3 separate regions of the Homo sapiens genome follow, and all the other regions are linked to region 1. A link is a loop called in an ENCODE intact Hi-C map of the cell type or tissue named here. Cell type or tissue: K562. All regions are shown on one strand. Links, peaks and the distances in the headings refer to the core of each region. The heading gives the core; the rest is flanking DNA.

What was found. Peaks named below come from ENCODE experiments on the same cell type or tissue, not always from the same donor. Only the 100,000 strongest peaks of a DNase experiment are listed, where the experiment ranks them.
Region 2: a loop joins it to region 1, with 8 times the contacts of the local background. A loop is called at or near these places in 2 of 110 quality-filtered maps.
Region 3: it touches region 1 in a loop (7-fold over the local background); 12 of 110 quality-filtered maps call a loop at or near these places.

What each region holds. Positions count from the first base shown.
Region 1 is chr2:162,119,876-162,130,120 of GRCh38, forward strand. All of the region lies in intron 1 of LOC101929532 (a long non-coding RNA gene), which reads left to right. Among named protein-coding and RNA genes, the nearest start is that of GCG, 27 kb to the right of the region's middle. In K562, for the core only: a CTCF peak has its summit at 4,136 (motif pointing left); a DNase peak (open chromatin) is centred at 4,166.
Region 2 is chr2:161,276,697-161,286,941 of GRCh38, forward strand. No RefSeq gene overlaps it. Among named protein-coding and RNA genes, the nearest start is that of PSMD14, 27 kb to the right of the region's middle. RefSeq lists enhancers at 1,713-2,349, 2,350-2,985, 5,275-5,775 and silencers at 3,442-3,736, 5,582-5,876. In K562, for the core only: a CTCF peak has its summit at 4,382; a DNase peak (open chromatin) is centred at 2,065; H3K27me3 peaks cover 566 bases.
Region 3 is chr2:161,218,939-161,229,183 of GRCh38, forward strand. It overlaps TANK (TRAF family member associated NFKB activator), which reads left to right. Exons shown (of 8, transcript NM_001199135.3): 5 at 4,977-5,053; 6 at 5,693-5,808. It overlaps PSMD14-DT (PSMD14 divergent transcript), which reads right to left. Exons shown (of 4, transcript NR_110593.1): 4 at 4,320-4,545. Among named protein-coding and RNA genes, the nearest start is that of LINC01806, 21 kb to the right of the region's middle. In K562, for the core only: a CTCF peak has its summit at 4,390; a DNase peak (open chromatin) is centred at 4,403.

The sequences.
Region 1 (10,245 bases), core at 674-8,673:
CATATATATGCATTAGTACAATCTGGTTACCACGCTGAAGTTGGGATTTTTGATATTATTACCCTTATCTTTACCCTTCCCTGTCATTGCTGCATCTCTTGGCTTTTTGCTTAGATCCTTGATCTTCAGGACCTGATGTGCTGAATGTCAATATCCATCTGCTCACTGAGATGATCTTATCAGGCTCAATGTCTTCCTGTCACGTCATGCAAAGGTCATTTTCTCGCTCTCTTTCAGTCCCAAGTGAGCCACCTGAGCCTTCTCTCTTCAACTGCTTTTCTTTCTGACCTAATCTCCTAATGAATACGGAGACCTGTGCAATTCCAACCAACACTCTGCTCTTTTCTTCCTTCATAGCTGTCACACAGAGGAAACCCAAGACAGCAACATATTCTGGAAGCCAGGTGAGGAGAGTTTCTAAGAGGGAGAGAGTGAAAAATTCTGTCAAATGTCAAATTCTTTTCAAGGAAGATGAAGCCTGAGAATTGAGCACTGGATTTAGCAATGTGGAAGTTACTGGTGAGCTTGATAGGAGCAAATTGGGGGAAAAAATGAAATAAATTTCAATTAGAGTAGGTTCAACAGAGAGCAGGAACAGCTAAATTAGAGGCAATGATAAACAGCTTTTTCAAAGAGCTGTGTTTTGTTTTGTTACTTTTTTTTCTTAAGGTAAGGAAAAGAATGGGCATTAGCTACAAAGACAATAGGATGATGAAAGGTTTTACCAGACAATACAGACAAAAAAGAGAGGATACACTGATGAGAGAGGAGAGAAGAAAATGGCTGGAACAATGACTTGAGTAGGTTAGAGCAGAGGGGATCCAGGGCTGTACTGGAGGGGCTGGCCTTCAGAAATGGGGATGGCTCAACTATATCGCAGGAAGAGAGTTGGAACATGTGTACACACATGCATCAGGGGAGGACATGGAGGGTGTCTTCTGATGGCTTCAGTTTTCTTAGTTACACAGGAAGCAAAGCCATAAGCTGGGAATGAGGATGGGGGAGGAGGTGTTGGAATCTGAGAAGAGAGAAGGTAAGAAATAACCACATAGGAGAGTAGAACAGTAAATTATCTAGGGAAATACAGTACAATTGCTAGGCAGTGTTAATCGCCCTGGTAATGTTAATGATCATGAATCTATATTGATGTCGTTAGTGGATTTTTCTCTAGATATATTCATTTGTGTGAGTGTAGTCACAGTGTAGGCAGAATGTCAAATTTAACTAGGGTTTGGCTTTATCCAAGAGAGTTTGATGAACAAAAGTAAGGCAGAGAAGTTGGGGGCAAATTTAAGGGAGTGATTATAATGAGTGACCATGAAATTTAAGCAAGATAATGAGGAAGTAAGTGAGGCTGCAAGGAAAACCAGCAGGATCAATAGACTGAAGACGGCAGGATGGATTGAGCCAAGTGACTAATTAGGGAAGAGAGTTCCAGGCAGATTGTAGTTGTTTGTGAGGTTGGGGGACTATTGGAATTGGGGTTCAGGAAATGAGTTGAAAAATAGCAGTTATTGACCAGAATAGTAAGCTGCTTAAAATTGATGTTATGGAGGGTTTGCAGTTATGGTAAAAGTACAATTGTTTATCCATGGGAATAAGTGGCCAAGGTAAAGAGGAGAACAATATCTCTAGAAGTGGGGAGGCCAAGGAACTGAGAGAACAGACATTGGAAAGGATCTGCTATAGGGATACTGAACTCACTAATAAGTAGGAGAGAATTAGAGGTAGACAAAGTGAAACATAAGTTAATTATCTCCAAAGATTAACAAGCAGTAACCAGGAAGTGCTGGTGATATATGGTGGCACGAGGGTAGAGATGACCTCAACAAACCCAGTCACTTCCAGAATGCATACAGATCTGGCTTAAAATGTTCTGGTCAGGCTGGGCTCAGTGGCTCATGCCTGTAATCCCAGCACTTTGGGAGGCTGAAGCGGGCGGATCACGAGGTCAGGAGACCATCCTGGCTAACACGGTGAAATCCTGTTTCTAATAAAAATACAAAAAAATTAGCCGGGCATGGTGGCGGGCGCCTGCATCCCCAGCTTACTCAGGAGGCTGAGGCAGGAGAATGGCGTGAACCCGGGAGGCGGAGCTTGCAGTGAGCCGAGATCGCGCCACTGCACTCCAGCCTGGGCGACAGAGAGAGACTCCGTCTCAAAAAAAAAAAAGACCTTGCTGGTCATTCCACACAAGCAAGTGGGTAATGAGGGACCATTGTTTCATGCTAGTGTTCTTATTCTCGCCATTATTTTTTTTCAGTTTTAATTGAGCTCGTGAATATTAGAGAAGAAAGAAAAAAAGGAAAGAATGTGGAGTGATGATAATTCAGTTAGTTTAATCCAGCTCAGTAATTAGTTTCAAAGTGTGGTTTGGGAACCCCTGGGGTTCCCTAAGACCTTTTTTCAGGTCATAACTATTCTCCTAATGATACTAAGATGTCATTTGCTGTTTTTGCTCTTTTCGTCTTGGGAGTGTACAGTGAAGTTTTCCAGAGGCTAGATAACTTATGATAGCAAAATATGATAATAAACACTGAGTACAGAAGCAAACATGAGAATCCACCTGTCTTCTATTAAGTCATGTAAAACAATGGCATTTTTCTTGTTATTTTTCCTGTTTTGGAATACACAGTCTTTTTCATAAAAAGTATTATTTATGTTAACTTGTAATGGAACTATTCTTTTAACTTAAATCAATAAAATGAATATTTAGGACTTTCTGTTTAATTTTGGATATGTTAAATGTTAATCGATATAGCCTGGATAAACAAAAGTCCTTTGGGGATAGCCAATTTTTAAGAGGGGCCTGGAGACCAGAAAGTTTGAGAAGCTCTGATTTTTGTCACTTACTAGAAGGCGAAGACTGGGAAGCCTGAGAGGTTGGACATATCGAGAGAAGTGGAGGTGAAGGGTCCTGCATAAACACTTCTAACCACTGTGACCTGCAACATGTTATAATATCAACTCCCTGAGGCTCTAGCAGGGGACATGCACAGGTCATAAAGTTTCTCTCCTAGCTATGGAAGTTCTCCTTACTTTGAATATCACTAGATGTATTTATTGAATTAGTAATTGTTATGAAAAATTGAGCAATAAATCAATCTGTATAAGAAAATGGTATATCTTTGAAATTTCCATAAAGCTCAACTGTTTTAAAGGCTTAGAAGTTTGCCTTTCTTTTTTGATTATGAAAGTAATACATGTCAGTATAGAAAATGTAAAAAATTCTGAAAAGCATTAAGTGACTAGGAGTTAGTTATAATTTTACCTCTCAGAGAGAATAAGTTAGCTTACTACCCGTTTTCTTCTGTCTCTATTTTTTAAACAAATATGTTACCATGCTGTATATATCATTTGAAATCATTATGTTTAATGGAGCAAAATATCCCATTTGAATTATATAATAATAAATTTAGCCAATCTACCTATAGTTAGTTAGATGTGAAAATATCCCCTCCATTTTTTTCATCTTTTATAATGTATGTTTGAATATGCTTCTCTCTATATCTCTATATATTACTTTATTCTGCACATGCACACACACACACACACACACACACACACACGCCAAAAACTATGTATATGCAGTTGTCTACATCACTGTTTCAAAGCATTCATTTTGCTGAAGGAAATAAATACTGCAAAGTTGGAACTTCCTTCCAAATTGACTTATATCTATTGTTATTGCTATTTTTAAATTTATTAGCAATTCCAATACAAGTGCCATTGTAGAATTTTTTTAAAAAAACTGATTAAATAAACCTAAATTTCATTTGGATAAATTAATGGATAAAAAATATTTTGAAAACAAAAACATAATTGAAGATGAATACTGGTGACAGCAGGTTTTAGAAGGTATTGTAAAACAAAAATAATTAAAACAGCGTGGTTTTATAGTAAGGATTGACAGATAAAGGAAAGAAATTCCTAGGAAATATTGTCTAGCACACTTAAAAATTTAGTATATGGTTAAAGGCAGTATCACAAATAAGTAGTGACACTAATGAATGTTCAATAACCAGTGCGAAAATATCATTAACTCTGTGGAAAGCAATAAACAAAAACAAAAACGCAAATCCCATTTAAGTTATTGAGATAATTAGAATAAAAGATGTATGGTGCCATCTAGTGGTTAAACGTGTAATTGCATACATACTGTTCTATGTAGAGTCTAATGGCAGAAATTTAAACCTGATGGAGAATTGAAGGGAGGTAAATTATTCATTAATAAAAAGGTTTACATCTCACACTTCAGCACTAATTTAAGAAAATATTTTTAAATACTGACTGTTTCCGAGAATATTATAAACGGTAGCCTATATAGTGATCCTGCATGAACATACAAGAAATTGCAGTTCCAGACATTCACATAAACAAGCATGCCAACCTGTCAGACTTTTTTTTAGTAACACAATGAAACAAAAGAACAATTTGAGTAAAAGCATGCTGATTGGAAATTCATACATGAGAGCAGAGCCTGCCAGCAGTTATAGTTTTGAATAAAGAACACCAGGGGAGCAACCTGTCCTCTGGCCCATGGGGACTAATGGAGAGCCAGAGCTTGCCCTGGGCCAGTGGCCAGTGCAGTTGGGTAGTTCTTGGTCTCAGTGGAGACTGCACATCTCCCAACTGGCCTCAGGCACAAGCTATACACACGCAGCCATCTCCACACTGGGTCTGTGCCTCCAGTCTTCCCATCCATCAGTCCATGGAGGCTGCTGCAAGGATGCGTGGCTAATCTAGAAAGCAGCCCTGCCTTCCATCTCTGGGAACGCACTCTCCTTCCCATTCAGTGGCTGCAGCAGCAGCTGCCCCGTTGGAATGCACAGAGCTTCCTGGCCCCAGCTCCTTGGTCCAGAGATGAGCTCCTAGACTAAAGCTGGGCCTATACGTCTTCTTCCTTGGAATTTTGAATTTGGAAACAAGAGAATTGGGCCAGTCTGTCTCTGGATTGTCAAGACTGGGAGCTTAAAATTCAGAAGCTTTGGGTGTCCATTAGTGTAAGCTGGAGAAACAGAAAGAGCAAGTGGAGAGGAAGAAGCCCAAAGAAGCAGCAGCGGGCGATGAATGAGGCAGCACCACTGTGCTCCCCCTCCCTAGCTCTGTTGCTTTGCTCTTTTTGGATGCTCAGTTACTCCTTGGATTCCTTGGATTCCCAGTATTCCTCAGATAAGCCTTTCCTTTTGCTGAAGCAAATGTAAATGTTTTTCTGTCCTCTACATTTAAAAGTGTGCTAATAAATATTTTGAAAGGACAAATCTGATCTGTATCATTCAACAGCTGCTCATTACCTGCACATCAAGTGCAAATTCTTTAGCATGGCTTTTGAGGCCTCTCATGACCTCTGAAGCCTCATCTCTGACTTGCCCTTGCTTTCTCCCTTCTCCCAGCCCCCCTCCCTCCTCCCTGTCTGTCCTCCATGCTCCAGCCACATTCCAATGCTTCTCACTTTCCACACTGCTGCATTCTACCAGCTTCTCACCACACCGTTCCCTCTCCATGAAATACTTCTCCACCACTCTTCCTCCCCCAGAAGCACTGAATCATCCTTCAGATCCCAGCTTAGGCATTATTTCCTCCCAAAGTCCTCTTAGGACCCCTAAGACTGGGTTGTTTGCTCTTCATATGCTATCCCATAGCACCTTGTTCGTAACTGTGTTGTAGCTTTTATTGCTTGGCATCAAAATGGCCTGTTTATTTGGAGGAGACACTAAGCTCTGTGAGGGAAGAACAGTATTTGCCTCACTGTTGTACCCCCCGCCCCAATGCTTTATACTTTACCTAGAATACAGTTTGCGCCCAAATATTTGTTCAATAAACAAACGAATATATACAGAGAACCATGTCTCTTATCTAAGTGAGAACAACTGAGGCCCAAGTGTGCTGTAAACTTTTTTTCAGGAAAGTGTCCAATCAGCCTCATTTCTGCTTAGACTAGGGTCTGTAAATCTCTAATAATATTTTTGAGAGCTGCTGTCTCAGGCTTCACAACCAGACAAATGCTTTTAATGTATGCAACTTTCTCTTATGCTAAATCAGAGCGAAATGCACATGAATCGATATAAAGATTATCTGCATTTTGTGGACATGGGTGGTCCAGACACCCACAAGGAGATAAATAAATGTTTGAGGTGGGTCCTTCAATGATTTTTACAACGGATGCCAATTTGGCAAGCTTGACTGGGCCCTACCAGTGTGAGGAACCATGATTTTGGTATGATGTTGGGGAATTTGTGGCTTCCATCTGCTGGTTATCTCACAAAATGTAGAGCTGAGAAAAATCACATACTGATTAAATCATAGAATCCCACACTTGGAAGGGACTTCATGAGATGATCTGGGCCCGCCTCCTGAAGGTCAATGCATAAATCATCTTGTGCAGATGGCTGTTTATACTATTTTTAAAGCTCTTTAAGGATGGAGATTACACAGCTTCCCTTGGTAGTCTGATCTTCATGGTCAAGAACTTCCTTTTTTAAAAGCCCAGCTCCTCACTGCAGTTTGGCTCATTTCCTCTTTTTGTCAGCTCTCTGTGAACATGGAGAACACATGATCAACCTTTCCTGCTAATTATCTCTGGCCCACACCTGTACCCTAGCAATTAATTATTAGGATTTATGCTATTTTTCCCCTCCCAAGCTATGCAGTTGCAATTCCTTAATTTTTTTCAGAAGACTTATTTTTTTCCTCCTCAATTACTTTTGTAATTTATACTTTTTCTCCTTAGAGTCTGTCCCATAGCTCATTATATAAAACTAGTAATAGCAGCTCTCCTCAAGTCCTAATCAGCTGTAAATAAACAGCAAAGCTTTCATCTTTTCTTACTCCAGTATCATATTTGCTGTTTAGATCACAGCACTTCCTTTTTGTTTGTGGTGTAGATTAGGTTCCACAATAAACTTCAAGCCTTTTACTGTCAAACTGCTACTTTCTACATGTCATATCTGTGTAATTCGCCTTTGTTTTTTTGATAGACTGAGTAATGCTCCCCCACCCCAAAGATGTCCGTGTCCTGGTCCCCAGGACTGTGAATATGTTACCTTGCCTGGCAAAAGGGACTTTGCAGATATGAGTAAGGACCTTGAGATGGGGAGAGTATCCAGAATTATTCAGGTGGGCCCAATGTAATCACAGGGGTCCTTATCAAACAGAGGCCCGGAGGATCTGGGTAGGAGAGAAAAGATGGCCGCAGAGATGAGAGTGATGGGCTTTGAGGATGGAGGAAGGAGCCACAAGCCAAGCAATGCAGCCGCAGGAGCTGGAAAAGGCAAGGAAACGGACTTTCCCCTGGAACTCCCATGGAGAAGCATGGCCCTGACCTGCCCACACCTTGATAGTAGCTCATTGAAACCTGTTTGGGCTTCTGATTTGCGGAGATGTAAAGCAATACATTTGTGTTGTTTTAAGCAGCTAAGTTTGTGGTGATTTGTTACAGCAGCAATAAGAAACATACAATTTACTAATATAATAATCTGTGCTTGTCTTGAACGTCATGGTCTTATTCAACAGAGCATTTTTTGATTTATAGAGGTTTCTTGATACTGTGTTCTCATCATCCAAAGCCACATCAAAATGAGTGGTTATTTACTAGACTATTGATAACCTTAACTTCTTATCAACTGTTTTAAAGTAATTTATGTACTAGAGGATTCCATTTATTGAACAGGTTCTATGTACCACATATTTGAGCTTGGAATGTGCTATCTCACTTAAGCGTGACAACAAAACCACAAGGCAGAGATTATTATCGGAGCCCCATTTTACTGGGGCTTGGAGCAGTGCAGCAGTGCAGCTAGTTGCTAATGGAGCTGACAGTCAAGCTCCAGCCTGCTTGATTTTAAAGTCTATCCTCTCTCTACCATGATGACCTGCCACTGTGCTGTGCTCACTTTCTCTAGTGGAGTACAAAATTGTGAAGAATCTGAAGCATTGAATTTTCAAGGAAGATGTGTTACTATATGTAATTTTCTTGGGAAAAAAAAGCTGGTTTCCTAGAAATGCTATGTAATTATTCCAGATGTCAGATTGAAATGATTTCAAACACCCAAACCAAAATTATAATTGTTGAAAAGTGAGAGGGATCACTCAAAAACATTAGTTGGGAAAGCAAAAGCTCTCTCTGTCTTGGCAGGAACCTATACTTTCCCTGGGGAAATATCATTTCTAAGGAGCAAAACTTCTGAATTAGTTTTCAGCAAAGTATGCTTTAAATTCTTCTGTCCTATGAAAGTTTCTGACATCGTGTCATTCTTCAGTTGAATTCTGTTGCCTACATAATTTGACATGTGAGACAAGGAGGGATGCTATTTTACTTCCATGATCCTCTTCCTTTTCTCGGTTCTCTCTGTTTGGAAGAGAGGAGAGTGCAACTTTATTTTTAATACTAACCTTTTCCAGCTACGCTTTCCATGTGGTCTGCTGAGGCTGGGAGGATATATACATTTGTTTTCAAGTCATCTCATTTTAAACTGACCAGCAAATATTTAATCAGCCAACAACTATCCCTTGGTTCTGCTAACTAGTCCTCTCCCTCTCCCTTTTTACTGAACAATTAGTACATTTTCTTAGTATCATAGTAAACACTATGCAGATACAGCTTCAATTTCTGCCTCTCTTCCAACCACACTGCTTCACCTATGTCCCTGATATATAAATCTGACAGCTTCTCTCCATCCTGTACCTCCTGGCAGATCTTAAAAGACCACAATGATCTACACTGTTATCTGCATCCCTTACTTACTTGTCTCTTCTTAATGCACTATAATTCAATCTGCCGCATCATTCCTTTGTGAGACCATGAAACTTGTCTCACAAAAACTTGGGTTCTTGTGGGATGGGAGTGGGAGTAGATGTCCACTTGGCATCTTTTATGTGTCCCAAGCTAAACCTCCTATTTCCCCTCTAGCCTCTAAAACTCACTCTTTGACCTGTTTTTGCCTTTCAGTGAATGGCATAATTTAGATGTCAAGCCAGAAATCTAGGATGTAACTCTATACTGCTTTCTTTTATCCATGTCATCTTCATTACCTTAAAAGAAGTAATTCTAGGTCAGGCACAGAATCTCAGCACTTTAGGAGGCTGAGATGGGAGGATTGCTTGAGCCCAGGAGTTCAAGAACAGCTTGGGCAACATAGTGAGACCTCGTCTCTACATTAAATAGAAAAATTAGCTGGGCATGGTGGCGTGCACCTATATTCCCAGCTACTTGGGAGACTGAGGTTGGGGATGGCTTGAGCCTGGGAGGTGGAGGTTGCAGTGAGCCAAGATTGTGCCATTGAACTCCAGCCTGGGCAACAACAGAGTAAGACCCTGTCTCAAAAAAAAAAAAAAATAGTAGTTTCACTTACCTCCTCCTGCTCACTCTTGGTTTCTTAATTCAAGCCTTCATCTTTTTTAAAAAAATTAATTTTGTGGGTATATTATAGGTGTGTATATTTATGGGGTACACGAGATATTTTGATACACATTAGGGTAAATGAGATATCTGTCACCTCAAGCATTTATCCTTTGTACTGCAAGCAATTCAATTATACTCTTTTAGCTATTTTAAAATGTGCAGTTAAATTATTTTCGACTATAGTAACTCTGTTGCACTCTCAATTACTAGGTCTTATTCATTCTTTCTATTTTTTTTTGTACCCAGTAACCCACTTCCCCTCTCATTCCTCCACTGCCCTTCCCAGCCTCTGATAACCTTCCTTTTACTCTCTATCTCCATGAGTTCAATTCTTTTAATTTTCAGCACACACAAATAAGAACATGTGAAGTTTGTCTTTCTGTGCCTGGTTTATTTTACTTAACATAATGACCTCCAGTTCTATCCATATTGTTGCAAATGACAGGATCTCATTCGTTTTTATGGCTGAATAGTACCCTGTGTACATGTACCACATTTCCTTTATCCATTCATCTGTTGATGGACACAGGTTGCTTCCAAATCTTGGCAATTGTGAACAGTGCTGCAATAAACATGGGAGGGCAGAATCTCTTTGATATACTCATTTCCCTTCTTTTGAGTATGTACCCATCAGTGAGATAGCTGGATCATATGGTAGCTCTATTTTTAGTTTCTTAAGGAACCTCCAAACTGTTCTCCATAGTGCTTGTACTAATTTACATTTCCACCAACAGTGTACAAGGGTCTCTTTTCTCTATATCCTCTCTAGCATTTGTTATTGTCTGTCTTTTGGATAAAAGCCATTTTAACTGGGGTGAAATTATATCTCATTGTAGTTTTGATCT
Region 2 (10,245 bases), core at 1,353-9,352, 840 kb before region 1:
AAATTATTGCTAACCAAAGTAATGATTGTTAACTATGGCTACTATAGTTAACAATAACAATCTAGTGTGCCACCTAACACTAGATCTCATTTCTAGTACGTAACTGCATTTTTTGCACCCATTAACCAATCCCTCTTTATCCACCCTTAAAAGTATTTAAAGTAAGTAATTCTACCTGAATATGGCCCTTGTCTTAGAAAAATAAAATAAAACGAGAAAAAAAACTATCTCTAGGTAAATGTTTTATAAATAGATTCTTATCATAAATGACAGTAGGTCCTGTCACAAGAATTAGATTATAGTTTTCTTCAGCAGAACACAGACATAACTGATCATTCAAAATCTTTTCCTACGTCTTATAAACTAAGCACATGGGCTCTCATGTTTGCATACTTCACACTTAATATTTTAACAATGTAAATTATGTAAGCCGCAGAGCTGTTGTTCTCTTTCTTTCCCTTTCTTCTTTCTTTCTCTCTCTCTCTTCTCTTTCTTTCTTCTTTCTTTCCCTCCCTCCCTCTCTCTCTTTCCCTCCCTCCCTCTCTTTCTCTTTCTTTCTTTTCTTTTTTTTTTTTGAGACAGGGTGTTGCTCTGCTGCCCAGGCTGGAGTGCAGTGGTGTGATCACAGCTCACTGCAGCCTCGATCTCCTGCCTCAGCCTCCTGAACAGCTGGGACTGCAGGTATAGGCCACCACACTGGCTATTTATTTATTTGTTGTGAGACAGCGTGTGATTCTATCACTCAGGCTGGAGTGCAGTAGCACCATCTCAGCTCACTGCAACCTCTGCCTCCTTGGCTCAAGCCATCCTCTCACCTCAGCCTCCAGGGTGGCTAAGACTACAGACATGTGCTACCACATCCAGCTAATTTTTGTATTTTTGGTAGGGACAGGGTTTTGCCATGTTGCCCAGGCTGGCCTCAAACTCCTGGGCTCAAGTGATCCTCCCACCTTGGCCTCCCAATGTGCTGGGATTACAGATGTGAGCCACTGCTCCTTGCTTTTTTTTTTTTTTTTAAGTCAGAGACAAGATCTGGCTATGTGCCCAAGCTGGAGAGCAGTTGTTCTTAACCTCCATGTTGAAATTGATTGGTTGGTGTTCCATGGTTGTGAGATTTGCCAAAAGTAGTATGTTACTAATAGAGAATAAACAGTATTTGATCTTAAATCTTCACTGGTTAAAGATATAAAAGAGGCCAAGAAGTGGATGGGCCTGTGGCTTAGGCCTGTAATCCCAGCACTTTGGGAGGCTGAGGAGGGTGGATCACTTAAGTCCAGGAGTTCAAGAGCAGCCTGAGCTACATAGAGAGAACTCATCTCTGTAAAACATAAACAAAAAATTAGCCAGGTGTGGTGGCACACGCCTGTAGTCCCAGCTACTCTGGAGGGTGAGGTGGGATTGTTTGAGCCCAGGAGTTTGAGGCCGCAGTGAATCGTGATCCCGCGACTGCACTCCAGCCTGGGTGACAGTGTAAGGCTTTGTCTCAAAATAATAATAATAAAATATAAGAGGCCAGGAATGGTGGCTCATGCCTGTAATCCCAACAATTTAGGAGACTGAGGCTACAGGATCGCTTGAGGCCAGGAGTTCGAGACCAGCCTAGGAAACATAGTGAGACCCTATCTCTACAAAATAAAAACAAAAATAAAAAATTTGCAAGGGGTGGTGGTGCACACCTGTAGTCCTAGCTACAGAATTGCAGCTAGGATGAGTCAGGGGAGTTGCTTGAGCTCAGGAGTTCAAAGCTGCAGTGAGCTATGATCCCGCCCATGCCACTGCACTCCAGCCTGGGCAACACAGATCTCATCTCTAAAAAACAAACAAAAATAAAAGAGAAGAAAGGGCTTTTACTATGCTTGTGGTTGTGCACATTCAATTTTAATTCACAATCCATTTTAGAACGTTTTATCACCCCCGACCAGAGAAAAACCCTGTGAACATTAGTCACTCCTCATTCTGTCTCAAACCCTCTCCCTGACCCTCAGCCCTAGGTAACAACTGCATAGAGCGATCAACCCCATATGCATAGATTTCCATATTGTGGACATTTCCTATAAACGGAATTGCATAATACGTGAGCTTTGATGACTGACATAACACTTTTAGCACAATATTTTCAAGATTCATCCACATTGCAGCCTTACCCACAGGGGGAAACCATTTTTTTGGGGTTTTAGTAACACTGGGTGTTTTCTCCTTCCTTCCTTCCTTCCTTCCTTCCTTCCTTCCTTCCTTCCTTCCTTCCTTCCTTCCTATTTCTCTCTTACTCCTTCTGCCCTCTCTCTTTCATGTGCCTTAGGTGCATCCTACGTTCTGCGTCTTTTTGGGGAATCCTCGACAGGTGCTGGAAAATTGTGTTATTGTAATTATTTACCGCTATCTCTCTTTCATGGTTCTCCATCAGTTGTAAGCATCTATTGGTTTATCCCAGGTCACTAAGTATATTTTAATTAGGCACACCTGTTTTTCTTTATACAGCTGTTTCTGGAGTATAGGGTCGCATGCTCATAAACCCAGTGTAACTCAGAAACGCATCTAATATTCCAATAAACCCATCATAACGTTGAAAAATCATAAACCAAACCATCATAAGTCACGGTTTGTCCGTGGATATGGGCTTCATCAATTCCATTGTATTCAATAATGCTGTACACCATTAACAATGGCAGACTGATAGGGCGTGGATATTGATAGCATTATAAAAATCAGTTATTAGAGGGATACTTTAACCTGACTGAAGAACTGATCTAATGGTATTAGTACAGTGCATGATTATGTGAAATGTTTTGAGACAGAGTAGTACATTTGTGAATGAAATTTTATGGCTTTTTTCACTTAGTAGGAACCTTTGTGTGTGGAAAACTGAGAAAATTGCTTTCTGCTGTAGAGTCTGGCATTCATTGTAGATTAAAGCTTATTTTTCTGTGAGTAAATCTTATTCAATAAAATACTACTCTTTATAATAAAAAACAAAAACACTGGTGATGTGAAGTCATTATCCTCAGCAAACTAATCCAGGAAAACAAAACCAAACGCCACATTCTCACTTATAATGGGAGCTGAAAAATGGGATCACATGGACACAGGAAGGGGAACAACACATACTGGGGCCTTTTGGGAGGCAGAGCGTTAAGAAAAACAGCTACTGCATGCTGGGCTTAATACCTAGGTGTTGGGTTGACAGGTGCAGCAAACCACCATGGCACACGTTTACCTTAGTAACAAATCTGCACATCCTGCACATATACCCCAGAACTTAGAAACAAAACGAAACAAAAGAAAACGAGAAAGCAATAGCAAAACGCTAACGGCAAAACAAAGTTTCAAACTCAGAAAGTGACAGACCAATTTTTGGTTCAAATCATGGTTCTCAACCCAGGTGCCATAAGGTCAGGATAAAGAATTTGATTACGTATTGTAAATAAGACATGCAGCAAATGACCAGAAAAATTATTCCCAACATATGTGTGTCTTCGAATTCAACGGTGACGCTATCTACCGGGACACAGCATTAGATTCCAAAGGGCCGAGTCCCGCAAGACTGGCCTCCCACACTAATAACAATGGGAAGCCCTACGTTGTTTTACCTGTGCTTCTCAGCAACTGGCTATAAATCAGGTTTCCACCACTCCCAGTTTTAGTTGCATTCATTTGCTGGAAGAGCTCACAGCACGCAGGGAAACACTGACATTTCCCATTGTATTTTTCTGAAAAAAATTCAGAAAAAAATTTTGGGCCCGGCACGTGGGGAGGGGCGCACTGCCTTCCAGGAAGTGTTATCCAGAAGCTCTCTAAACCCAGTCCTTTTGGGTTTTTATGGAGACCTCATTCTATAGGCATGATGGGTTAAACCATAGGCTATTGGTGATCAGCTCAACCTGAGGCTCTCAACTCTCCCTGGAAATTGGGGTTGAGGCTTTGCCATTCTCAGTCTGAGTAAAAGAATTTACACAAACGGAATTTTAAAACAGATTAGCATAACAGGAAACTTAATTAGATGATTGAATTATCTGGAGCCACACCTTGATATTCCTAACCTGAGCACCCTCATCCAACGAATGCTCCACCCAACTGGCTCCCAAGTCTCTACGGGGTTCCAGAGCAAAAGAATGTTTATACAACGCATATCTCCACCTCTTCTTCAAAGTCTTTTCGCTTACACGGGTAATTCTTAAACTGCCATGCATCAGGGTCAGGGGGAGGGCTTGTTACAACACAGATCTGTGGATCTCCGGGGTTTGAGGGTTGCAAGGATGCTGCTGGTGTCAAAACCACAACGTGGGAACCACAGAACCACTAGTTGGTTTTCAGTGTTTCAGTGCATTTAATTCATAATATATTTGGCCAAGAAAACTTGTAAGGTCTTAGATTGTCCCAAAGGTGGCGCATGAAATCCAATCAGGAGAACAGTTTCCTACGAGGTGTAGCCTGGGAAAGTTGGGGGTGACTGGTGGAAAGGAGGAGTGAAGCTCCGCCCTTTCTGCTGCGAGGCTGCGCCCGAGGCTATTTAAACCCACCCTGGCAGGCCTGTACTCAGATCTTCGCAGAGCGGAGCAGCGGCCGGAGCGTTTGGCGGACTCTGCGTGGACTTGGAGCTCACAGCGTCTTGCGACTTGGAAGCGGATTCAGAGGACAGGACAGAACACTTGGGCAAGTGAATCTCTGTCTGTCTGTCTGTCTGTCTCATTGGTTGGCTTATTTCCATTTTCTTAAGGAGCACATACCTCACACCACACACACAAACACACACACACACACACACACACACACACACACACACACACTCCTTCATTCTGCGGGTTAGAAAATTAGTGGGGGTCCCTGGGAGCTGCAGGTTTCCTAATCATGTCTGCACCTAAGAACAGTAGGGTCTTGTCTGGCTCTTCTTATGAACGGTCCCCCAGCCCGGACTCCCCAAGATCCATGCTAGCCTCACCCAGCTTCTCCCTCTCCCCTCTCAGATACTCAGACTTAAGAGGAAGCTCCTCACCAGGGATCCGGAGCTACCATTCACCATCCCCTAGGGCTTCACCACACTCACCTCTGTCATCACCAGTATCCCACAAGCTCCCATTTCCCTGTCCTCTCCGTGATGGGCAATCAATGAAGCCATTGGGCTCTCCCGTGTCCTCCTCTGAGGATTCTTCAGAGTCACCACGTTCATCAATAATATACCACATGTTCCTACTGCCATCACCCAGCAGCTCACCCCCAGCTCTCGGGGAGTCTCCTGTGTCTCCCAGCTACTCTCCAAACAACCCCAGATTTCAGCTGGAGTCAGCCCTCCACACCCAGGAATCACCTACAAACTCACGAGCCTCACGGTGCTCCTCCCCTATGTCTTTCAACTCTTCACCCCCAGGCCTCAGGGACTCTCCTGTGTCTCCCAGCTTCTCTCCAGCCTTCCCCAGATTTCTGCCACAGTCAGCCCCAGGCACACAGGGGAACCCTGGACACTCACAGGCCTCACGAGACTATCTCCCTATGACCTGTATCTATACAGGGATGGCTCCCACGCATCCCTCAGTGACCCCAAACCCATCTCCACTTACACTCAGACACTCCCAGGGCCTGACAGCTACTCCCCGTTATTGTCCTTCAGTTCGAAGCCCTGGCCAATCTACCAGCCAACATGATGCAGCTACCTGGCCATTTCTCCACATTTCTGGTGAGGGCCCCACACCCAGCCGCAGAAAAGCCCCTCCTGCATTCCATCCTCACACACAGGCCTGTCCATCCACTTGCTACTGTCACACTCTTGCCAGCAGAAGAGGCCCCTGTAATGGCCGATATCACCGCCCAGTCTATCCTCACCCCACAGCTATGCAGCGGGACCCTCCTGCTGGCCCACGTGGCTGCCAGAGCCCATGCTGGCACTACACTCCAGCATGTCGGCGTCCCTGCGGGCCACACTACCGGTGACATGGCTAGCATGACCCTCCTTCCTGGCAGTGACACTGCTGATGTGAACCCCATCTCTACTAAAAATACAAAAATTAGCTGGGTGTGGTGGCGGGCGTCTGTACTGTAGTCCCAGCTACGCGGGAGGCTGACACAAGAGAATTGCTTGAACCCGGGAGGTGGAAGATGCAGTGAGCTGAGATCATGCCACTGCACTCTAACCTGGGTGACAGTGAGACTCTGTCAAAAAAAAAAAAAAAGAAAGAAAGAAACGAAAAGAGCAGCAAAGTTTGCAAATAATTTTTCAAAAACTTATAGCAGAAATAAATTTACCTCTATAATGACATAACTCACTCATTTGAGTTCACCGATTATTCTTAAAAGAAAAACAAAAACAACAAGGGGAGGGGGGCACGCTAGAATAAACTTCTGTTCCCGCTTCCAACAATTGTGTGCATCCTTCAAAACAGGGCTGCGTTGTTACAGCACAGATATAAACTCTGTTCAAGTAACCTATGAAATAAATTCCTTCACTATCCATCCTGCAGAATCTTTTTGTGGTTAACATTCATTCATTCATTTACTCTACTTCTTGAGAACCGAGCAAGATACTAGGGTTTTAAGATTAGGTTTCTGTACTGAAAGAGCTCACAATAAACTAGAGTGGGAAGTTTGCTGGATGTCCAAAATTACAACTTACGGCGACGGTAGGAACACGATTTTAAAGATAAAATGCATTGATCATCTTATTTTTAAATTTTATTCAGTTCAGATGTAAACATACCCATTTCCTGTTTTTATTTTTAAAGTTTTAATTTTAACTAATTCTAAAGTAATTTTTAACTAATCTTAGGGAAGACACACATGGTCCCCTAAATTGATTTAATATCCCAGCATGGTCCCCTAAAATCAGTGCATTTTTCCTAATCCTTATAACTTTCAAAGTGATTGTCAAGTGTGGTTGGGCCATGAAATTCCTCCTTAGATGTCATTTGTTGAGTTAATTTTCTAGAGCATGATATGTCAAGACTTGATGAGGCTTGCACTGGATGTTTTTTCTGTTGGCCCCTCTACATTTGTTCTTCACCTTCCCCACTCTGCTCTCTACCCAGAAAGGCTGGCCTCTAAAGACTTCCTTGCCTTCTGGCTTCTGGTTGGCTTTGGCTAATTGCAGGAAGTAAGGGAGCAGGAAAAGAAGGAAATTAGCACAGGGGTGTCCAATTTTTTGGCTTCTCTGGGCCACACTGGAAGAAGAATTGTCTTGGGCCACATATAAAATACACTAAAACTAATGATAGCTAATGAGCTAAAAAAAAAAAAAAATCACAAAAGTTTTAAGAAAGTTTGTGAGTTTGTGTTGGGCTACATTCAAAGCTGCCATGGGCTGTGTGCAGCCCTCCTGGCTGCAGATTGGACAAGCTTGAATTAGTGTATTCATTTTTCTGGCTCTCTCCCTGCCAGGTCTCAGCTTGAGAATGTCTGGATTCCACTAAGGCCATAGTTTCTGTCAGATGGCCCAGAGCCTGTGGCTATGGATTTCCTCTCAGGTCCTGGTAACAACTACTTCCTTTGCCCTTTTAAGTCTACGGGTAGTAATGGCTTCCTACCATTCAAGGAACCTAATTCCTTCCTAACACTTTCCCTTGTTGAGTTCCTTTAAACTTTCCCACATCTCTTAATGAAGTCTTCATTAAACTGTCTTTTAAATACATATCTATTTCCTACAGGGATTCTGAGGGATAGAAGGCTCCCAGTCAGAGTCCCAGCAAGAATATTTTAGAAAAGGGGGATACTAAGCAATATTTTAGAAAAGGGGGACACTAAGCAAGCCTTGGAGAGGCTAGGCTTATGTTGCATAACAAACAACTCAAAAATCTTAGCAGTTTAACAAACAAAAGATTATTTATCAACTGGGTAAGGTGGCTTGCGACTTTAGTTCCAGCTTCTCAGGAGACTGAGGCAGGAAGATTGCTAAGGCCAGAAGTTCAAGGCTGCAGTGAAGTATGATCACACCACTGCACTACAGCCTGAATGAAAGAGCAAAACTCCATCTTTAAAAAAATACATATGACATACAAAATATGTGTTAATTGACTGTTTATGTTATAGGTAAGGCTTCTGGTCAAGAACAGGCTATTAATAGCTAAATTTGGGGAGAGTCAAAAGCTATACACAGATTTTAGACTGCACAGGGCTCAGTACTCCTAATCCTTTCCACTCCCACTGAGCAAGGGCCAACCGTGTATCTCTAATACTAGTTACAGATGAAAGGAGTGGAGAGAAGTGGGGGGAAGCAAAGAAAAGAAGATGGCTGAGAATTTTTTTTTTTTTTTTTTTGAAATTGATGAAATACTTGAATTCCTCAAACTGAAGAAGGGCACCGAAATCTGAAAAATTAAATTAAAATGAATATATTGCTAGATATACCTATATCAAAATGAAACTCCAAATACTAAATTCAAAGGCAAAAATCTCAAAAGTAAAAACAAACAAAAAAACTACCATGAAATCAACAACCAAAAAAAATGGAGTACCTACAAAAAAAATAGCAAAAATAAATGACTGAAAACAACAGAACAATATTTTTAATATTCTGAGGGAAAATAACCAATAACCTAGAATGTAGTAGCTAGTTAAATTATCATACAAGAGTGAGAGAAAATATATTTTCAAAGTCAACAGAAGTTTACTATTCACTGATTTTCACTGAAAGCACTAATAAATGACGTATTTCAATAAGAAGGCAATAAAGTCCATATGCAAGAAACAATGGTGAGCAAAGAAATCAGTAATCATGTGTGTAAGTCTAACATTGACTGAAAAAATCAATATAATGGCCGGGAGTGGTAGCTCACGCCTGCAATCCCAGCACTCTGGGAGGCCAAGGCGGGCGGATCACGAGGTCAGGAGATTGAGACCATCCTGGCTAACACGGTGAAATGCCATCTCTACTAAAAATACAAAAATTAGCTGGGCGTGGTGGCGTGTGCCTGTAGTCCCAGCTACCCAGGAGGCTGAGGCAGGAGAATCACTTGAACCCAAGAGGTGGAGGTTGCAGTGAGCCGAGATCATGCCACTGCACTCCAGGCTGGAGACAGAGCAAGACCCATCTCAAAAAACAAACAAAAAATAAATATAATGATTAACCATGAGAGTTTCAAAAGCAAGATGGAACTGGAGAACAATAATATGGAAGATAGAAGAGAAGTTTATTGGAGTTTTTAGCATCTTAAGTTTCCTGCTTAGGCAGAAATGAGAGAGATACTGATTAAATTTAGACATTGATACATTAAATATGCATATTAAAAATTCAAGTGCAAGCCAGGTTGAGGTGGGAGGATTGCTTGAGCCCAGGCGTTTGAGACTATCCTGGGCAACATAGCATGACCCCAGTCTTTACCAAAAAATACCAAAAACAAACAAACAAACAAAATTAGCCAGGCATGGTGGAGCACACCTGCAGTCTCAGCTACTCCGGAAGCTGAAGTGGAATGATCACTTGAGCCCAGGAGACCAAGGCTGCAGTGAGCTATGATTGCACCACTGCACTCCAGCCTGGGTGAGAGAGTGGGACCTTGTATCTAGGATAAAATAAAGTGGAGGAGGTTCCAAGATGGCTGAATAGGAACAGCTCCAGTCTACAGCTCCCAGCTTGAGTGACGCAGAAGATGGGTGATTTCTGCATTTCTAGCTGAGGCACCGGGTTCACCTCACTGGGGCTTGTTGGACAGTGGGTGCAGCCCACGGAGAAGGGCAGGGCATCGCCTCACCAGGGAAGTGCAAAGGGTTGGGGAATTCCCTTTCCTAGCCAAGGGAAGCCGTGACAGATGTTACCTGGAAAATCGGGACACTCCCACCCTAATACCCTGCTTTTCCAACGGTCCTAACAGCACACCAGGAGATTATATCCCACGCATGGCTTGGAGGGTCCTATGCCCAAGGAGCCTCACTCACTGCTAGCACAGCAGTCTGAGATCCAACTGCTAGGAGGCAGCGAGGCTGGGGGAGGGGCATCTGCCATTGCTGAGGCTTGAGTAGGTAAACAAAGTGGCCCAGAAGCTCGAACTGGGTGGAGCCCACCGCAGCTCAAGGAGGCCTGCCTGCCTCTGTAAACTCCACCTCTGGGGACAGGGCATAGCTGAACAAAAGGTAGCAGAAACTTCTGCAGACTTAAATGTCCCTGTCTGACAGCTTTGAAGAGAGTAGTGGTTCTCCCAGAACAGAGTCTGAGATCTGAGAATAGACAGACTGCCTCCTCAAGTGCGTCCCTGACCCCTGAGTAGCCTAACTGGGAGACACCTCCAAGTAGGGGCCGACTGACACCTCATACAGCTGGGTGCCCCT
Region 3 (10,245 bases), core at 1,004-9,003, 900 kb before region 1:
TTTAAATGTAGTGTTTGGGGAAAGAGTGAAAGGAGTGTGAGAAATCTTAATTAAATTGCTCACTGAAGTTATGCAGTTTCTATTTTGCATTAAAAAAGCATGTCCACAATTAAATATTTCTTCCCTTTAAAGAAATCAGAAAGATATATGCAAAAGGTACCTAATACAAAGTGAAAGACTTAGAAGACAGATAGTAGAAAAGTATTCATCTCATTCTACAAATTAACTTTGATAGAATTGAAATTACAGTAATTGTGGCAGTACTGGCAAAGGATTTTACCTTTTCTGAACAATATGTTTTATTGTAGCATTGAATCAGTAGAGATTGTGGGGATGGGTTATGTTAAACCACAACCCAATAAAGAACTTGGAAGTAATTAGGGTGTTTAATTTTATTTTTATATTGTTTATTTTCTTGCCACTTCCTTCAGAACTCTGGGATGGATCCCATTTTGCCCTGGAGTTGTTCCCACACTGGCAGTGGGTTTGCCTAGCACACTGTATCACACAGAACAGACAAGGCTCCTAGGATTTGTGTTTCTCTTGCTTTGCTAGATTTTCAGGAATGTTAATGAGGGTGAGAGAACCATAGATTTTATATGGCCGTAAGTTCTTTTAGATTAAATACAATATTCTATTTTTTTATCTTTTATCCTCAAACTTTTATGTACTATTCTTTTATGTTTATTCTTATCAAATATCTTTTTGTAATTTTTTTTTTGGTCCTGTTTTATACCTTAATCTTTTTCTGTCTCAGCCCTTTTTTCACTTTCTCCCTGATTCAGCTGTATCCAGTGCTTGACTTCACTATAACATCTTTTGTCTCAGTATATGTAGACTGGTAAGGAAATATTCAACCTCAGTTCCTCCTTTAACATTTCATTCTTAGTTCTCAAAAATCTAAGTGACAAATGAATCTTTATTTTCAGTTTTTTTCCTACTACTTACTTTTCCTTTTTCTGTAGTGAATTTTATCAAGCTAACATTTATACCTATTCCATAGTTTATATTCCCTCTACCAATCCATCCCATCCCACCTTGGCTTACTTCTTGGTTTACATTGATCCAAGTAAGGATTCTCGTTTCTGTTTTAAAAGCATATTTCTATTTAGCCTCATCCCGAAACGAAATAAAACATTGACTACACTCAGTTGCCTAAGCTAGCTAAAAATAAATATTCCTTTGCATGCAAGGATCGTAACTAAAGTTTAAAGGGAGTCTTTGATATGAACACTGGAGTTAAGTGAAATATGTATCATTGAAAACTAACCTTCTTTACTTAATAGAAGCCTTTTAAAGTTTAGGTTTCTTACATACATATGAGAGAATATACATCTTGTTAAAGAGTTTAGTCAGAATTATCTTTAAAAATTCCATAACTCAGCTGGGCGCGGTGGCTCACGCCTGTAATCCCAGCACTTTCGGAGGCCGAGGTGGGCAGATTGCCTGAGGTCAGGAGTTCGAAACCAGCCTGACCAACATGTTGAAACCTTGTCTCTACTAAATATACAAAAATTACTCGGGCATGGTGGCGAGCACCTGTAATCTCAGCTACTTGGGAGGCTGAGGCAGGAGAATTGCTTGAACCCAGGAGATGGAGGTTGCAGTGAGCCAAGATCACGCCACTGCACTCCAGCCAGGACAACAAAAGCGAGACTCTGTCTCAAAAAAGGAAAAAAAAATTCTGTAACTCAATTTTATTTTGCTGACTTTAATTGCTTAAAATTTTTAAGAAAAAATATGGTTTCAAATGACAATTTTTATTTCTTTTCTGTATCTTTCCAATTTTTTATAAAAGGAATAAAATAATTTCACTTTTAGTATCAACTATAACAAAAGCAGGTGTTAAGGAAAATGTACATTTCTTTCTTTGAGAGGTTGATATCTAACATATCCTAGAATGGGAAACAAAAACATTTTTGATTATTTTTGCATCAATAATAAAGCCTGATTTGGACTAATGAAATATTAACCACTTTTTTTTCTCCTCCTTAAATATCACTGCATATTCAACTGTCCCTTGAACATATATTTTTGATATAATACCCATCTAGGGAGAAGCTTAAATTGACTTACACTAAATCAAAATTCTCCCAATTCACATAGGAAATTTAAGGAAACATTTTACATCTTCCAACTGTTTCAGATGTGTTTATCTTAATGGATTTAGTTGAATGACTTACCCAGCGACATACTGGAAGTGTATATGAAAAGTATGATGTGTAAAACTCTTATTTCAGCATTCATTCCACAAGTTCAGCATTTCCAAACTAGTACTTGGAACAGTTTATGATGTTAAGTATTTTAAGTTTTAGTACCTCAAAATAAATTCATTTTTTGAATGATTTAATGCTTAAAATCTCCTAAAATATAATGTTCAAAATTCCCTTGCTTTCTTATTTGAAGTTACAACTTCATCTTCCTGCAGTACAGAGCCCACTTGGATTATATTTGAGAATAGAAAGAAAAATACAAGTTATCTTACTCTCTGAGATGCTCAACAAACTGATTAATCTTTATTAAGATAATGCATTGACAAAAAAGTCTGAGTTTCTGGGAAAGTGTTGAAGTTGCCATTGATTATACTAATCCTAAATCCTTTGAAAAATTAATGATTGTTTTCAGAAAGTTGTATCAGACTGCTATAATGGAAAATAGCATTAACATGTTATGCCCCATTCTAAATAAACCCGACTTCAAAATGTCTGTCAGAAAACCGTTTACTTTTTTTTTTTTTTTCCCCCAAGTAACATGTTAAGAGGTGCCTTTCTGAAGATTTTTCTTGGGTACCGGGAACTCAGAATTTTCATTTGAAATATACTAACAGCTTTATTTGGCATGAATGATAAAAGGTGCAGTGTATTGCCTAGTACAACCAGTAATACTTTTTTCAATAAGAATAAAAACAAAAATAATAGTAAGCAGAGCTGTGTTTCTAACCCCAAAGAAGCTGAAGACCTTAGTTTAGATACGTCATAGGAATTCCTTAAGGAGTCCTCCTTTACCTCCTGCCAATACACCAAAGGAATCTTTTCTTGATAAATTCACCCACACTAGTTATCAAATCCAAACATCACAGAAGTAAGTTAGCATCAATTATTTACCAAGCGAGACAAAGGTTTGTCATTTTTTTCCTATCTTTTCCTTCAGCCCTCTTCATCCCCATTAGTTTTTTAATACTTCTTTAATCTCAGAAGCAGTCATTCCTAGTTTATGTCAAAGTCAGGACTTTGGAATTTGGAGCACTATCTTTACCACTTTCTGTAACTATCTCCAGTTTTAGGCTAAAACTACAGGGCATTACTCTTTTTTTTGTTTTGTTTTTTGTTGTTTTGAGACAGTCTTGCTCTGTCGCCCAGGCTGGAGTGCAGTGGTACAATCTTGGCTCACTATAAGGAGGTCATTCCATTTAATATATAATCACTTATTTTATGATTTGTTTGACATATTAAATTATCAAATATAAGTATTTTCTTAATATACCTCTTCTCTGATTTTGTTGATATAGACTTAATAATAAAATCTTTTAAAAGTTTGTTTTCGTATTTGTAGTGTTCTGACTGGCTGGCTAGCTTTAAAATGTTGCCTTTCTTCCTAGTCCACACTAAAATCCATTGAGTGTTCTAATTGTACAAAACACCATAGAAAAACCTTGTCTACCACTTTTAAAAACAAACTGTGAATGTGAAAATATCTTCTGATGTGACTGCCTTATAATGCTCAATACAGCAGTTTTAATCCAGAAGAATATATGACCTGAATGTTTGTCAAACACATGATATGCAGCAACAAAATAATCTTTATTTTACTTCAGTCTGACAATATAATGTATAAAATCACAAATTGTTTGTATTGGCAAGATTTTATTTTACTAATTCTGAGATACTATAAAAATAATACTCTATATATTTAAAGTATTTATTTAGAAAAAACTGGGAAATAAATTGGAGAAGATATTAATTTTAAGAAAAACAAACTGAAATCAAGTCTTTGTCTTAGAGAACAAATAAGACTCTGAAGAAATTGAAAGAAATCTTTTGAAAAGCAAGAGTGAAGTACTTCAGTGATAAGACACAATGAAGTAAAATCTTCCATTTATAATAGCTACAATGACCTTAATTGAATAAAATCTAAATGTCACTAAAGACAGATATCCACTGGTTTGGATTTGAAATTTAAGAACTATACAATTTTGGATGAATTATAACTTATGATTCTGTATTAGGATTCTTCAAATCCTTTTCAGTTTATAAGCTTTAGAAAGTACACAACACTTTCTAGGTATGATGTAAAATTTTTTAAATATTTAAACCATAGAATACATTATTACAATATGTTCTTTAATGTTGATTTTTAAATGTCAGAATAGATGTAATACCAGTGTAAGCCACAGGGTGGGAGTGAAAGGCAAGAACTTGTGTTGAAGCAGCTTAAATACATAATTGCACCATCTTTATAAATCTTTTAAATGCTTGTTGAATTATAAGGAGCTGTAGCTTGGTTTTCTTTCTTCCTTTAATACAGCTGCATTCTTCAGCAAAGAATCTATAACAAAAGACAAACACGTTGATTTAAATATATAGGCCATTTTTACTGAATATCAAAAGAAGTAGACACATAGATTTTTTTCCCCCTAAGTTTCTGAGCGTATGAGGTGCTTGGTGAACAGAGCAGCAATTTTGATCAATAGTTGAATTTGAGAAATTTCTTGAATTACCAGTACCGGAAATAGTAATTGAAGTTACCAGAAATATTTCATCTCTTCAGACTTTCCTTCTTCATTTTCCTTTTTCCTTGATTTTTCTCATTTAAAGAAAAAAATCAATTGTATATTACATATAGGTCTATAAGCTGTCTCAAGTTATTTTTCAGTAGGGAAGGTAAATAAAATTTCCTTTGTGTTTTCTCTTTACTCGACCTCATTTGAATTTGGGAGCAATTTAAAGTAGTAATAGTAATCATTTTGTATGTTTAAGGTAAGAAGACAAGAGGTTTCTTCTCCTAGAAAAGAAACTTCAGCAAGGAGTCTTGGCAGTCCTTTGCTCCATGAAAGGTAGTTCTACATCCTTTTTTCTCAACTCTTAAAAATTATCAATACTGAAATATATTTTATATTTGTTTTTTTTAAGCTTTAACAATTGCAAAAAAAATAGCCTTTTAGAATAAGTGGAAGTGACCAACCCCAGAATCCTACATGTTAAAGATGACCTAAACAAGTCATGCAGTTAATAGCAGAGCTGAATCTAAAACTTGAATTCTGTAAAGCTCTACTATTTCAATAGACCAAGTGTTAAGGTCGTATTTCTTTATATGGATGGCTCCTAATGTGAACCTTACCAAAATGAGGAATATTTAATATTCTATTTAAGATATTTGCAGAGAACAAAAGTCAATGCATTGAAATTTCTAATGTGAGAATAAGACAGCCAACATTAGTGTATATATGAATAAGTAGATATGCTAGACTATACTATATTTATGTATTAAAACTTTTAATTTATCACTTACTTTGTGCCTGGCCCTCTACAAACACAAGCTGATTTTGGGGACATTGTTTAGGAATTTAAAATAATTTTTTTTTACTTTTAAATAATTATTTTGTGGCACATAAAATGGTACTACATAAGTTTGATTATTTAAAAAACTTGGAAGTTATAGCTTTACATTTTAAAATGTTGATTTTTTTTTTTAGGGGTAATATAGAGAAGACTTTCTGGGATCTGAAAGAAGAATTTCATAAAATATGCATGCTAGCAAAAGCACAGAAAGACCACTTAAGCAAACTTAATATACCAGACACTGCAACTGGTAAGATTTAATTTAATTTACAGTAATATTGATTTGCTTGATTGAAATTGATTTCCTTTTGAATGTGAAAATATTCCTGAATGCCTATTAAGTGTGTAGCATCTGTAATTTACCCCTCATCCACGTATGTTTGAATGTGTACATGCTGTGTAAGTTCTGTAATGTATTACATGTGTAATTGTTGGTTTTTTTCTCTTTGTTGTATATGGTACTATATAGATTAAATTGAAAGACATAATTACTAATTATCTTAATGAGACATCCCACCTTAAAAAAATACAAAATAAATACAGACTATATCCCTGAAAGTTTTCAGTTGTTTTTTGGGGGACCTTATTAAACATTAACTTTTATGTTAATAAGTGACCTTGAAGCCACACTACCATATTATATGAGCTAAGTAAAATTATAACATCAGGTTTGTTTGTAAATTCTGCCTGAAAGTGCATTACATACACTATGGATAGATGTTTTTTTAATGTTCTTTTTTTTTTAATTCAATACAGAATCTTGCTATGTTGCCCAGACTGGAGTGCAGTGGCTATTCACAGGCCTGATGGTGCACTACAGCCTTGAACTCCTGGGCTCAAGAATTCTTTGAACTCATTTGGTTCAAGAATAAAAACGTGGCACTCAAATTTCCTGAGTGCTAGTTGTGTTTAATGCACAAAATACACATTTAGTATAAAATATAATTTAGAAGGAACATTTGTTTTACATATGTGTTATAGTATGTTTTGTAAATGCTGTACCCTTTCCTAAAACCCCAGACTGGCTTCCTGGTGTTTGCTTCAGTAGTTCTATATGAATAGCAAAATCTAAGGGATTAGGTCTGGCAACCAAACACTTCTGCAAACAAAAGGAAGGTAAACTGATCATTTATAATGATAAATTCTCCTTTACCTTTGTGATTTGAGCTATTCTGCAGACAATTCCCAAAGGATGTGATTTACAGTTTTCACTCTGAGAGATGTTGCAGTCTTGCTGACTAACACCCTTTTAATTAAAGATCACTTTCCATTTCTTGCAGCTCTTACATCTAGGCTATTTAAAATCATTTTATAGTGTAAATTCACTTTTTGCTACTACTACCATTTTATTTTCAGAAAAGTTACACAATGTGGTATTACAGAAACAAAATAATCTTTGTAGACAGACATAATTTGGTTCTTTCTCTCCCTTCCCCCACCTCCCCAAAAACAACTCTTTTCTTCACCTTAATTTTTGTCATTTTCATGAGAAATTGATCTTTTGTATGGACTAAAGATAACTAGGTACCTCTGAAGTAAATGAATTATTTCTGTTTAAAATATGCTAGCTATGGAGATGTAGTACCTAGAATTCATAAACATGCTTTTTTGAACATCAACATCTTTTCAAGGCATTGTAATGGTGATATATTCTTTGTTACACAGAAAACTTATCTCATTATCAATGGCTTAATACTTTGACCATTTTTAAATTGCACAGGTCTAAATCTGAGTATGTGTCTGTCAGCTAGAACACTGAGTATTTAACTTCAATTTCTTCTCCACTAAAACTGCTTCCTGATGCCTTATTTTTATGCTTTATATTAACAGTGTCACAAATAATAAGTACATTATTCTCAAAATATTTTGTGCTACAGACTCTAGTGAAGTTTTGCTGGGGTCCAAAGAGAAACCAAAATAAATATTATACTCTGACAGTGGTATATCAAAAGGAGAAAGGAAAAAATATTTTTTGAAAAGATGCCTATTCAGGGTTTCCAAGTATGTATGCTACACTGTATAAAAATATAGAAGAACTATTTTGAATATGATTTGCACAATATATCTGGGAAGAGTACGTGTATTGTCCCTATGTTATTTTGTATTAAAATTTGATTTTTACTTTTAAATAACCAGATATGATTCATTTGAAAATACTGAGTTAGTAGAATTCTACATTTCCTATTTATTATTACTTTGTTTTTTCTACTCATCTACATATGGCAGTAGACTTAAGAAATGATAAAGATAAAATGTATGTTTATCCATAGCTTCAAATAAAGTACTGTTTGGTTCATAAAGGAGTGTCCAATTTCAGTAGAGATTGGGAAGGAAGAATATAGGATTAAGGGTAACAAACATCCATGAGAAGGGTAATAAACAACCATGAGGTCTTTTTCTTTTGTCAATATACAACGTGATTATACTGAGAAGTAACTAAATGGATAGCCTGTATTTAAAACTGGGAAATCTAAAAATATTTCCCATTTTACTTTTTCCTTGCAAAGCTAAGTAGTCTTAAAATAGACAAAATAGAAAAGCTATTTGCTCACCTGATCATGTTTCTCAATATGGTGTCAGGATGACAAGTGCTTTCATGCATCTCATTTGAGTTTTAAGTTGTCTCAGCTTAGATTTCTAGTAGCATTAGGAATGTAAGGTTTAAATTTTTTTAATAGATATTAACTCTCACTGCTTGAGCAGATTAACTCAGATTATTTTAATGTGGCTGAGTTTTATGCCAGCTAGCTTTGCTGAAAGAAAATATCTGTTTTTTTAGAGCTGTTTGATTTCTCCTCGTTTTGTTCACAGCGGGGATAGATCAACTGCTAGAAAAATAATTCAAAGCACATTTCTGTCAATTTGGGGACTTCTCTCTATATATAGAAACCAACATGTTCAATTTAGCCTAATGGTTCAGAGCACAAATCTACAGTTAGGTTGCCTGGGTTCCAGTGGCAGATCTACCACTTACTATAATAGTTGTGTGGCCTTTGAATTAACCTCTCCAACCAGTTTCTTCACATGTAAAGTGGGGATAATAATAGTGCCTGCCTCAGGATTACTTTGAGTATTATATGAATTAATGTACATACAATTATTATAATAGTACATGCCATGTGGAAGTGCTATTAATGTTAATAGTCATTTCCATTAGCAGCAGCAGCAGCAGATTCTCCAGCATTCACCTTGTTCTCCTTGTGAAGATCATTTGATAAGTCTCTCCTCTTCGGGTGTTACAGAATCTGATTACCTCAACAGTTGGTTTTCCTGATTTGTTATTTGCAAGTAGCAAATGTCATCTACAAAGACAGTACTGTTTCCTAGACTTTCCTACCACTTTCAAGTCTACTGCCAGGGAAAATGACTACTCGAGAGTTAATGGACTTTAAGAACCTCAGAGGCTAAAGAAATCCAGATAAACAATTAAGCTTGGTGACAATTACTATAGCACTCCTAGTCATAGAGTATCTGGTAAATGTTGATTATTATAGTAGGCTTTGTAGGGGAGAGATTACAGATTCATTCAGAATTCATTTGTTAGGGGCATACTATGTGCCAGACACTGGGCAAGGGTCTGGAGTTAGAAGGAAACAAAACAGTTTAAGACCTCAAAAAACCTACTTTAGTGGGAAGAAACAGAGTTATACTTGGAAATACAGTCATGTGCCAAATGACATTTTCAGTCAACAACAGATTGCATATACAATGATGGCCCCATAAGATTATAATGGTACTTAAAAGTTCATATCAGCCCAGGCACAGTGGCTCATGCCTGTAATACCAGCACTTTGGGAGGCTGAGCTGGGCAGATCACCTGAGGTTGGGAGTTCGAGACCACCCTGACCAACATGGAGAAACCCCGTCTCTACTAAAAATACAAAATTAGCCGGGCGTGGTGACGCATGCCCGTAATCCCAGCTACTCGGGAGGCTGAGGCAGGAGAATCACTTGAACCTGGGAGGCAGAGGTTGCGGTGAGCCAAGATCATGCCATTGCACTCTATCCAGCCTGGGCAACAAGAGCGAAGCTCGGTCTCAAAAAAAAAAAAGTTAATATCACCCTAGTGACATTGTAGGTAGCTGTTGTTACATTGTAGCACATTTTGTTTTTTTTGTAAATTTAGTGTAACCTAAGTGTATAGTGTTCATAAAGTCTACAGTGATGTACAGTAATATCCTAGGCCTTCACATTCACTCACCATTAACTCACTGACTCACCCAGAGCAACCTCCGGTCCTGCAAATTCCATTCACGGTAAGTGCTCTATACAGGCATACCCATTTTTTATCTTTTATGCCATATTTTTACTGTACCTTTTCAGTGTTTAAATACACACATACCATTGTGTTACCTGCAGTATTCAGTACAGTAACATGTTGTATAGGTTTGTAGCCTAAGAACAATAGGCTATACCATATAATGTAGGTGTGTAGTAGACTATACTGTCTAGCTTTCTGTAAGTACACTCTATGATGTTTGCACAATGACAAAATTGCCTAAGACTGCATTTCTCAAAATGTTCCGTCGTTAAGTGACACATAACTATATAACAGTGTGTTTCAGTTCTCAGGGCATCCAAGAGTCATGGGAGAGTCATCCAGAGAAACTTATGTCCAAGCCAAGATATGAAGGACAAATAAGAGTTGGGCAAAGAGTAATGGGAGGGGACACTTCAGGCAGTCTGC